Linked DNA regions of Mus musculus: regions 1 and 2 are each linked to region 3. The links are chromatin contacts, found by Hi-C or POLR2A ChIA-PET in ENCODE. All regions are on one chromosome and are shown on one strand. Each heading gives the region's core, a stretch centred on a gene start or an enhancer-like site at or near the end of the contact. The rest is flanking DNA. Distances are from core to core; before and after follow the strand shown.

The links. Hi-C counts contacts between places; a loop is a spot of excess contacts on that map. ChIA-PET counts read pairs that join two places held with the same protein, here RNA polymerase II (POLR2A).
Region 1: POLR2A ChIA-PET joins it to region 3 with 12 read pairs in embryonic stem cell. The contact joins the promoter of Sgsm3 here to the promoter of Tnrc6b in region 3. POLR2A ChIA-PET finds 5 or more read pairs at or near these places in 3 of 5 experiments (Patski and embryonic stem cell).
Region 2: POLR2A ChIA-PET joins it to region 3 with 16 read pairs in embryonic stem cell. The contact joins the promoter of Mief1 here to the promoter of Tnrc6b in region 3. A Hi-C loop is called at or near these places in 1 of 37 maps with a recorded cell type or tissue (adrenal gland). POLR2A ChIA-PET finds 5 or more read pairs at or near these places in 3 of 5 experiments (Patski and embryonic stem cell).

Annotation. Positions count from the first base shown.
Region 1 is chr15:80,976,067-80,979,064 of GRCm38, reverse strand. It overlaps Sgsm3 (small G protein signaling modulator 3), which reads right to left and starts at 1,300. Exons shown (of 22, transcript NM_134091.2): 1 at 1,200-1,300.
Region 2 is chr15:80,232,234-80,235,352 of GRCm38, reverse strand. Mief1 (mitochondrial elongation factor 1) reads right to left here and starts at 1,273. Exons shown (of 6, transcript NM_178719.5): 1 at 1,172-1,273.
Region 3 is chr15:80,710,000-80,712,832 of GRCm38, reverse strand. It overlaps Tnrc6b (trinucleotide repeat containing 6b), which reads right to left and starts at 1,520. Exons shown (of 25, transcript NM_144812.3): 1 at 1,345-1,520.

The sequences.
Region 1 (2,998 bases), core at 51-2,550, 270 kb before region 3:
TTCTGACCTTTGCAGGTCATGCACTCATGAACACACACACATTTAAAAAAATTAAATTTTAAAAGTTTAAAACCAATCAACCAATCAACCAAAAAACCAAGATGAGATAATGATGAAGAAGCTACATTAAGGATTTGGGGACAGCTCAGTAGTGGAGGGAGGCCCTGGGTTCCATATGGAATAATCAACAACAACAGTAGCAGCAGCAGCAGCACACACATAGGTCACGGGGAACAGAGTATGGGAAACTGATCATTAATGCTTGGAGTCAGAAGAAAGCTGGAGGCTAACAGAGGGCTTAAGGGGGAAAAGAACCAGGAACTGTGCGTGCCTGAAAACTCAGTCACCAGCACAGTCAGAAAAGCTACAAAGAAAAAAAGATGAAACTGAAAAGTAGTCCGGTTGAAGATGTGAATTTGGAGGCTTGAGAGCGCACACCTTCAGTTCGGCACTTGGAAAGCAGAAGCAGGCAGAGCTCGGAGTCTGAGGCCAGCCTGGGCTACAAACATGAATTTACCTAGAAAGATTTCTTTTAAGGAACCGGATAGACAGACAGACAGACAGACAGACAGATAATACCCACTCCCCTGTCATCTCTAAAAACTCACCACCAACACCAACAAAAACCTAAACAAAAACAAAAACAAACCCACCATAGCCCATCATAAATTTCCTATGCATCATGAGACGGGAAGACACGGCACAATCTGTCACTGACAAGGAAACTTTAAAGCATCTGTATTTCCTATTACTGCCCTATGAAAGCAGTCGGGACCCACACCTAAATCTCAGGGTAATTTCAGGACCTCTAACCGGAAGCACACGAGGCGACCCCTGCCTACACGTCCGCCTCAGTTTCCCCGCTGCTAACACTCGGCCTAGGCACTGAACCCGAGTCTTCCAGGGGAACAGCTAAGTCGGCTCTGAGGGAGAGTTGCCACCTGCCGAGACGCCCGCCGCTGCGTCAGGCGCAGTTCCTCCGGGTCGCCGGGAGCCGCCGGAGGGGGTGGGTCTGTCACTGTCACGCGCGTCCCGGGTCGCCGTGGGAGCAGCCACGCCGCGGCGGCTCGCCGCCCCCGCCTGAGGCGGCGCCTTCCCCGCCGCCTTCCCCTCAGCCCGTACCCCGCGGCCTCCACTCAAGAGGCAGGTGAGCGTCCCCCTCGCCGGCCCGGAGACTCGGAGACTCGCGCACCGCTCACCTGTCTCGCGGCCACCTCAGCACCTCGGCAGGTCAGGCTAGCAGCTGCCTCCTAGTCGGCGCGCACTGCTGCCCTTCTGCGCACGCGCGGGCCGCAGAGCCGGTGGCCGTGGGGCATGCTGGGGGCTGTAGTTTCGCGGGAAGACTGGCCCATCCCAGGTTCCAGGCGTCCTTTAGAGGTAGGTACCCCAGGCACCCGGTCTGTGATGCAAGCAACTCGTGGTTGTTTGGGAGCAGTCAGGATGGAGTCAGTGCACAAGTCCAGAAACTGGTCTTCTCTTTCAGGCTCACAGAGCTGGCTTCTAGACCAGATTAATCTAGTTTTCCATCAGTCACAGGCCCTGGGGAAAGCAGTAATTGATTGAGGTCATGACTAAGAAGGAAGCGGTGTGTGGAACCTGAGCACCTGCTTTTGAGTCACTCGTAACATTTTGCGCATCCATAAAAACCCGGAACTTACGGTTTCCGTGAGAACTCAATGTGTATGGAAAACGTTTAAACACAGCACCAAAGAACAATCCAGAAAGATGGCAGCTGACACTGTCACTGCTGGCAAGGAATCTAATCTGAACCCGCCCCCCCCCCCTCCCTCATTTCAGAAAGGCTATCAACAGCATTAAAGGGACATCTCAGCCAAATCTGAAAAGACACTGACTGCGACCAACACCGGTTTGAAGTGTTGGTTCGTACTTGTGCCCAGGTCAATGAAGCAAACTCTACAAACCGCAAGGTGGACTCAGTCATGACCTGGCCGTACAATAAACAGCTTACAAAGCACATTAGCAGGTTTTTCACATCACCCAAGCACAGGAATGGGCTGAATGCAGAATGAATGTTATTCTCATTTGTTTCAAAAATTCCTTCCCTGAGAGACTTAAATATTTACCAGATCCTTATAAGGTGCCAATGACGAATCGAAGTACGATCTCAGCAAAGTTCAACCTGGAGAGCCAATGAATCTGTTAGGCTTACTTACAGAGCATAGATGATAGATTGCATACAGGAGCATGGGTAACATGCAGCCATACTGCCGTCTTCACCCGAAATGGAATATGGCTTCCCCACAGCTCAGGAGGACATGGAGCCCCTGAAGCATATATGACCCGGCGCATCCAGAGATTTTTGAGGTCATGTGCAATTAGGGTAGAACTGCCTCCAATGGCTGTGAGGAGCAGCTGTAATCTCAAGTCTGGGGTGGGAAGGGGCAGACAGTTGCCCTCTTCAGTCCCTCCTTCTATGAGGGAACGCCAACAGTCAAAAAAGCCCCACGGTGGTGACTGCTAGCAAACAGGCACGGCTGACTTTCTGACGGAAGTGTTTAGAGAAGGACCCGGATGGAAATAACAGGAGCTAGGAAGTGGTAACATGGAATCTGTGTTGATTACCTAAGTAGTCTGTTTGTCTTTTCAGTCACAGCACCCTTTTAATTTGTGTGACTCATCCCCAGCACACACATTAAAAATTGAAAGATGCATGTGTTTTATTGTATGTGTATTAGTGCTTTGCCCACATGAGTATACATGTACCATGGTGCCTGGCGCTTGAGGAGGCTAGAACTGGAGTTACAGATGGTCCTGAGTCACCACGTGGAAGCTGGGATTGAACTCAGGTCCTCTGTTAAAGCAACAAGTGCTCTTAATCACTAAATCACTGAGCCAACTCTAGCCCCTCAGTTTTTGCGTGTGGTTTTTGTTTTTTTGATTTTTGTTTGTTTTTGTTGTTGTTGTTGTTTGTTTGTTTGTTTGTTTGTTTGTTTTCGAGACAGGGTTTCTCTGTGTAGCCCTGGCTGTCCTGGAACTC
Region 2 (3,119 bases), core at 24-2,523, 480 kb after region 3:
TTATATCTGGATCCTGGTACCACCATATAAGCAGCATCACGCTGATTGGCCTTATTGTTTTAATTACTTTTTTACTTTTTTCTGTATGGGTATTTGCCTGCATGTTTGTCTACATGCCAGTTTGCCTTGAGAGTGTAACACTGTCATATCCTTAGACTGGAGTTATAATATATACAGTTGTGAGCCACCACAGAAGTGCTGGAAATTGAGCCTGGGTCCTCTGAAAAGCAGCCAGTGCTCTTAACCACAGAGACATCACTCTATCTCTTCTTTCTTTCTTTCTTTCTTTCTTTTTATTCTTTCTGTTTTTGCTTTCTTTTGCTTTTGTTTAATTTGGTTTCCTGATGCAGGGCCTCTCTACGGAGCTCTGGCTGTCCTAGAACTCACTCTGTAAAGCAGGCTGCCCTCAAACTCTGAAATCCTCCTGTCTCTGCCTCCTGAGAGCTGAGATGAAAGATGTGTGCCAAGTATGTGACATCATTCCCAAAAGGAAGTGATTTGCCCACTCACCAAAACAATCCAGACCCTAACTCGCTGGAATGAGGTGGGGGCGGGGGGGGGGGGTGTCTTACATGTGTGCACTTCAGGGCGTTCAGCAAACTTTGCCAGCACAGGGCCCAGGGCTCACCAACCTCAAAACTAGGCTGGAAGGAGGAATCCTCCCCATAACCCTATGAGGAAGAAACAGTTGTTGTATGAGCCTGTATGTGTTTCAGGGGTGAAGGGAGTTCCTGGATGAAAAACAAAAAATGATCTGAACTTTGGGCTCCAAGACAGAAGCAGTAGCCTCTGACCTTGCTAACTTCCAGCGCGAACCGGGGCAAGCCACCGCTGTCCCTTTTTCCTCAACTGCAGAACAGCTCCCCTTTGGCCCTGAGGGTCTTCCGGGATGCAAAAGATGCAGAAAAACAACGGAGGGCTGGAAGGAGAACGTCACGCAGGGGCTGGAACGAGGTCGCTGAGTGACTGACTACGGGCTCCGATCGGGGTACAACGCCCAGAGGACGGGAACGCAGACCCCGGGGCCAGGCTGGCTCTGTGGCTTGAGGCAACCGGGTCTTGAGGCGGGGCGGGGCGAAGCTTGGAGGCCCCGGTGGGAGCCGGTAGCCCCCAAACTGGCCCGAGCTCAAACGGGCGATCCCCGGCCGCCCTCATTCGCTCCCTCACTCACCCGCGGACCACGCGCTACCTTTCCTCAGGACTCGCCACTCGCCCAGTACCTCTCTCCGGGTCACCCATCAACATGGCCCCTCTACTTCCGGGGCACGACCTCGCTCGCGGGGCCGACGGAGACGCGACAGGGAGCGCGGAGGCGGGCGGAGGCGGAAGCACTTCCGGTCGGCCCCTCCGTAGCCTCCCTCCGGAGGCGGAGCCCGGAACTTAGTCCAGCGCTGCCCGTCGTGGGGCCCCGCCCACAGACGCAGCCCCGCCTCCTAGGTGACGTTACCTAGCTCCACGGCCCCTCCTCCGAAAGCGTTACTGTGCAGTCTCTGTGTAAACTCAGTGCTGGCTGGGTGTGGCTTAAGGGAGGAGCCGCAAGTCGTCGCCCTCCACCTGCTGCCTACGTCTGGCCTGCGAGAGGCTCTGACCACACTGAATTGATTACTTGACACACTGCATTTTGTCCAACCCAACCTCTCTGTTTGGTAGACTTCAGCATTCCAGTGTTACACTTGGGAAAATCGAGGCCGAGGGAGGCAGGGTCATTTGCACTGAAAGCTGAGCCCTGCAGAGGCTCACAGTGGGTCCAAGCTCAGTATTCCTCCAAAGTGTGTGGCTTTCCATTCTTTTAGGCCGCCCTACTTTGCTTTTTAAAGAAAGAAGTTTGTGACCCAAATAAATCTAGTTTGTGAAATTTCCAGCTAGAAGACCGGGTAACCTATCCCTCGGGACAGTCTCCTAAGTAGACGAGTTTTCCACTCGTAAAGGACAAGGAGACCCTCTGGGGGAGACCTTAGGATTACCCACTCACACACAGAGTCTCGGATGTCAGGATTACCTTTTCCAGATTCACTAACCTTCCCACACTCACCCCACTCCTGCCCCATGCTCCCAGTATAATGGGGGCTAAACATTAAAGTGTCTTCCAGCCCCCACATATCTGTGGTGTTTTGGAGACCAGAGACCAGCCAGCCGAGACACTGATGCAAACCTCAGGGTTCAGCCAGGTTTCACAGAGCATGGGCAATCTGGGATCCTCTGGACTGGGTACAGGACTGGACATAACTATCAACTCACATCATAAGGAAACAGGACCTTATAGGAATTGCAGCTCAAGGGGAACATTCATTTACCCAGGGCACAGGTTCAGGTACAGTAGGCATTTCACTGGTGAATGGATGGACTGTGTCTTAGTCAGGGTTTCTATTCCTGCACAAACATCATGACCAAGAAGCAAGTTGGGGAGGAAAGGGTTTATTTGGCTTACACTTCCATACTGCTGTTCATCACCAAGGAAGTCAGGACTGGAACTCAAGCAGGTCAGGGAGCAGGAGCTGATGCAGAGGCCATGGAGGGATGTTCTGTACTAGCTTGCCTCCCCTGGCTTGCTCAGCCCGCTTTCTTATAGAACCAAGACTACCAGCCCTGAGATGGTCCCACCCACAAGGGCCTTTCCCCCTTGATCACTAATTGAGAAAATGCCTTACAGTTGGATCTCATGGAGGCATTTCCTCAACTGAAGCTCCTTTCTCTGTGATAACTCCAGCTGTGTCAAGTTGACACAAAACTAGCCAGTACAGACTGGAAGGTCAAAGAAAGGTCAGGGGTCAGAGTGATCAAGTCTGTCTGGTTTGGAAAGGGCCTTTGTGCTGGTGGTACACTTGGGGCAGCGGGTTCAGTTTCCTGAGCCTTGCTTTGCTCCTGTGAATGCACTTGCCTAGTACACACATTGCCCTGGGATGCATTCAGTGCTGAAGGAGGACAAAGAAGATGACCTCATGGGACTAAAGATTAGAATTAAATGTCAGAGAGCATGAAAAGGTCGCCATTGTGGTTGGTGGCTTTTGTTATTATAAAACATAATTCTCTTTCATGCATGGGTAAGCACAAAGGGATTTGGAGCCAGGAAAAATTTTTTGGAAAACAGGGGCTTGGAGAGCTGGCTCAGCAAGTAAGAG
Region 3 (2,833 bases), core at 271-2,770:
AGCAGTTCGAGGCCAGCGGAGGCTACATGATGAGACCTTGTCTCAAAAACAAAACAAAACAAAACAAAACACACAGAGGCATGCATCCCAAGTGGGACAAACCAGTCTAATCTGTATTCTGGATACTGGTTATCCAGTATATGCCTACCTGTAGAGACTACTACTACACTGATATCCCTCCCACTTACTACATCGATACTCATGCTATACAAGTGTCTCCATGCTCTGCTCTTTAAGGAGCGTTCAAAACCCACGGCGAACACATAGTTTTAAAGTCAAGAACTGAAATCTCCCACAAGCGAAGAGAAACATTTCACAAAAGGCTAGGATGTGTGATTTTTGTACAGCTTACTGCTATGTTTAACTGTGAAGGAGGTACAAATGATGTTTTTATTCACGGAGTCTTGGTTGGTACTCTTTATTCAGAATCCAAGCAGCCCAAAGACACAGGAGAAAGCTTGAAGCTCAAAGTCTCAGACGGGTGACCTGCGTCCAAGACTAAGGATGGATGAGACGGCTGCTGTTCTTGGGTGTCGTGATAGCCACTGTAGTGAATTTCACTGGACCAGATATTTATTTAGCCATCATGGACTAACAAATCCGTTAGTTTGGAATTAAAGGGCACCTTACCAGCATTAGGTAGCAAACCCTTCCCAAGGCTCTTTCCAAATCTGTCATCCCTCCGCCCCTCGCCCCTCGTCTGTTTCCTCATCCAAAGTGAGCATCGCCTCGCCACAGCACCCCACCCCCGACCGCACGCAGCTCTCGCGGGATGCCCGTGGAACCTCGCTATCGGGGTCCAGCACATAAGCCTGCACGCCCGCCGCGCGGGGACACCGGATGCTCGCGCCCCACCGCCTGGCATTTGCAGCTCAGAGGGCCCTAGGCGACACGAAGCGCTCGGACAGCCACCGGCCCACCCGGAAGCCCTTTCCTCCGCTCACACCTGCAGGCGCGTGACGCCGGTCTGTCCCGGCCCCAATACTTGGGGACACCAAGGCCCTCGCGACCGACGTGACCGCGCGTCCCTCACACACCCCTCCCCCGCCTCACGTCTGCACATTGCGATCCCACAGCGCGCCCCGGGCAAGCGCCCCGGCCCGCCGCGGCCCACTCGGGTCGCGCGCGCTCTCTCCACCCGCCCCCCCCAACCCGCCCCTCCCGCCCGGCTCGCTCCCGTCGCGCGCGCGCGCGCGCGAGGACACGCACACGCTGCACCTCAGCGGGCCGTGCCGCGCGCCCCCGAGGGCGTCCTCAGTCGCCCACCCTGGGTCGCCCCGCTCCGCTCCGCCTGGCGGCTCCCGAGAAAGGAGCAGGCCCGCGCGGCCCACGATCCTCACTCACCGCTGAGCCGCGCCGGCTCCGAGTGCGCGGCGTTCCGCTGTGGAGCCCAGCGGTGACCGCGGTCTCCGCTCCTCCGCAAGCTGTGGAGGCGTCGTCGCGGGGAGGCTGAGAGGCGAGGGGGGTCACGGTCGCTCGCTTCACCTTGCCGAAGCTCGGGGACCCCAGAAACTAAAAACAAAATAAACAAACTTTCCCCTCCGCCTCCCTCCCCCAAAACCACAACACAAACACTCTGGCGCCCGCCCACAGCCCCACTCCATTGGCCGCAGGCAGGATGCCTCTAGCTTTCACTGGTTAGCTTTCGTGCCCGTCAAGCCGCTGGTCCTCCTCCCTTAAGTCCTCGCCGCTGCCGTCTCCCCTCATTGGCTAAGTGCTTCCCGTTTGCCGAGCTGGGATTGGCTGAGCGGCCTGCGCCAATCATGAGGGGACACACCCCCTCAGCATCCCAGAGGCCGCTTCCTCGGTCGCGGACCCAGAGAGACGAAGGGGAAACTAGAGCATGATGGCGGCCGAGATCACCTAGCGCAGTCATCTCTTCCCCCTTTTTTAGCTCACTAATGCCTCTCTCAGGGGCTGTTTCCCCCAAGCTCCTTTCACCATTCGAGACTGCACTAATAACGGAATCTATACGTGCAGGCTCCTTGATTTATCCCCTCCGAATTGCTGAGTGTGGGTTGGTTGTGCGTCATTGGACTGTCAGGGTGTCGCTCCCAAGTCACATCCTTAAGCTATTGGTGGATCAGCCAGAAAGCGGCCAACAACAAGGGCCCATGCCATTGGTTTGATTCCACTGTTTCCCCCACCCCCCTACCCCGGCCTCTTATTGGGCACTTCCGTGTTGTCCGTCAGATCCGGATTCTCCACACTACGTTTTGGCTGAGGAGCGGGGCATCTTTAGTCATTGAAAGTTGACAGTGATAACTACTATCATTTATTGTATTTTATTCCAAATACGGTCCCCAATTCTTTACAGAAACTATTCTGATTAAACAGTAATTTTACAGGAAGCAAAGCCAAAAGAGGTTAAGAGACTTATCCAAGGTCACCCATTTAGAAAGAAGTTTTGGGACATAAGGTGGTTTCTAGGCCTGTCTGACTCGTTTCTATACATGCCTTAGTATCTCTGAATAGTATCCGTCCGTCAACCCAGTATCTTAAAACTGTTTCCTTCAGAACCTAAATTACTCAGTTTCTGGCAATTAGAAACCTTGTCATTAACATTATTGGAGACTAACTTTAGAAAGATTGTCATCATATCCTCCTAGGCACCATTCTTCCCTGTTCTAAGTTAAACAGTATATTTTTCCTGACAAGAAGCACGTATAAAATCTATATTCTGTTTCTTTGTCTTTGTAAATGGTCATTTTTTTACCATACTTATGTGCCCAAGCAACACTCATACACACCTCTGACCATCTTTAGCTTGTTCCTTTGAAAGAATAAAGAATTCGAAATTAGGAGAAATTAAGTCTAGAGTGAGATAAAGAAT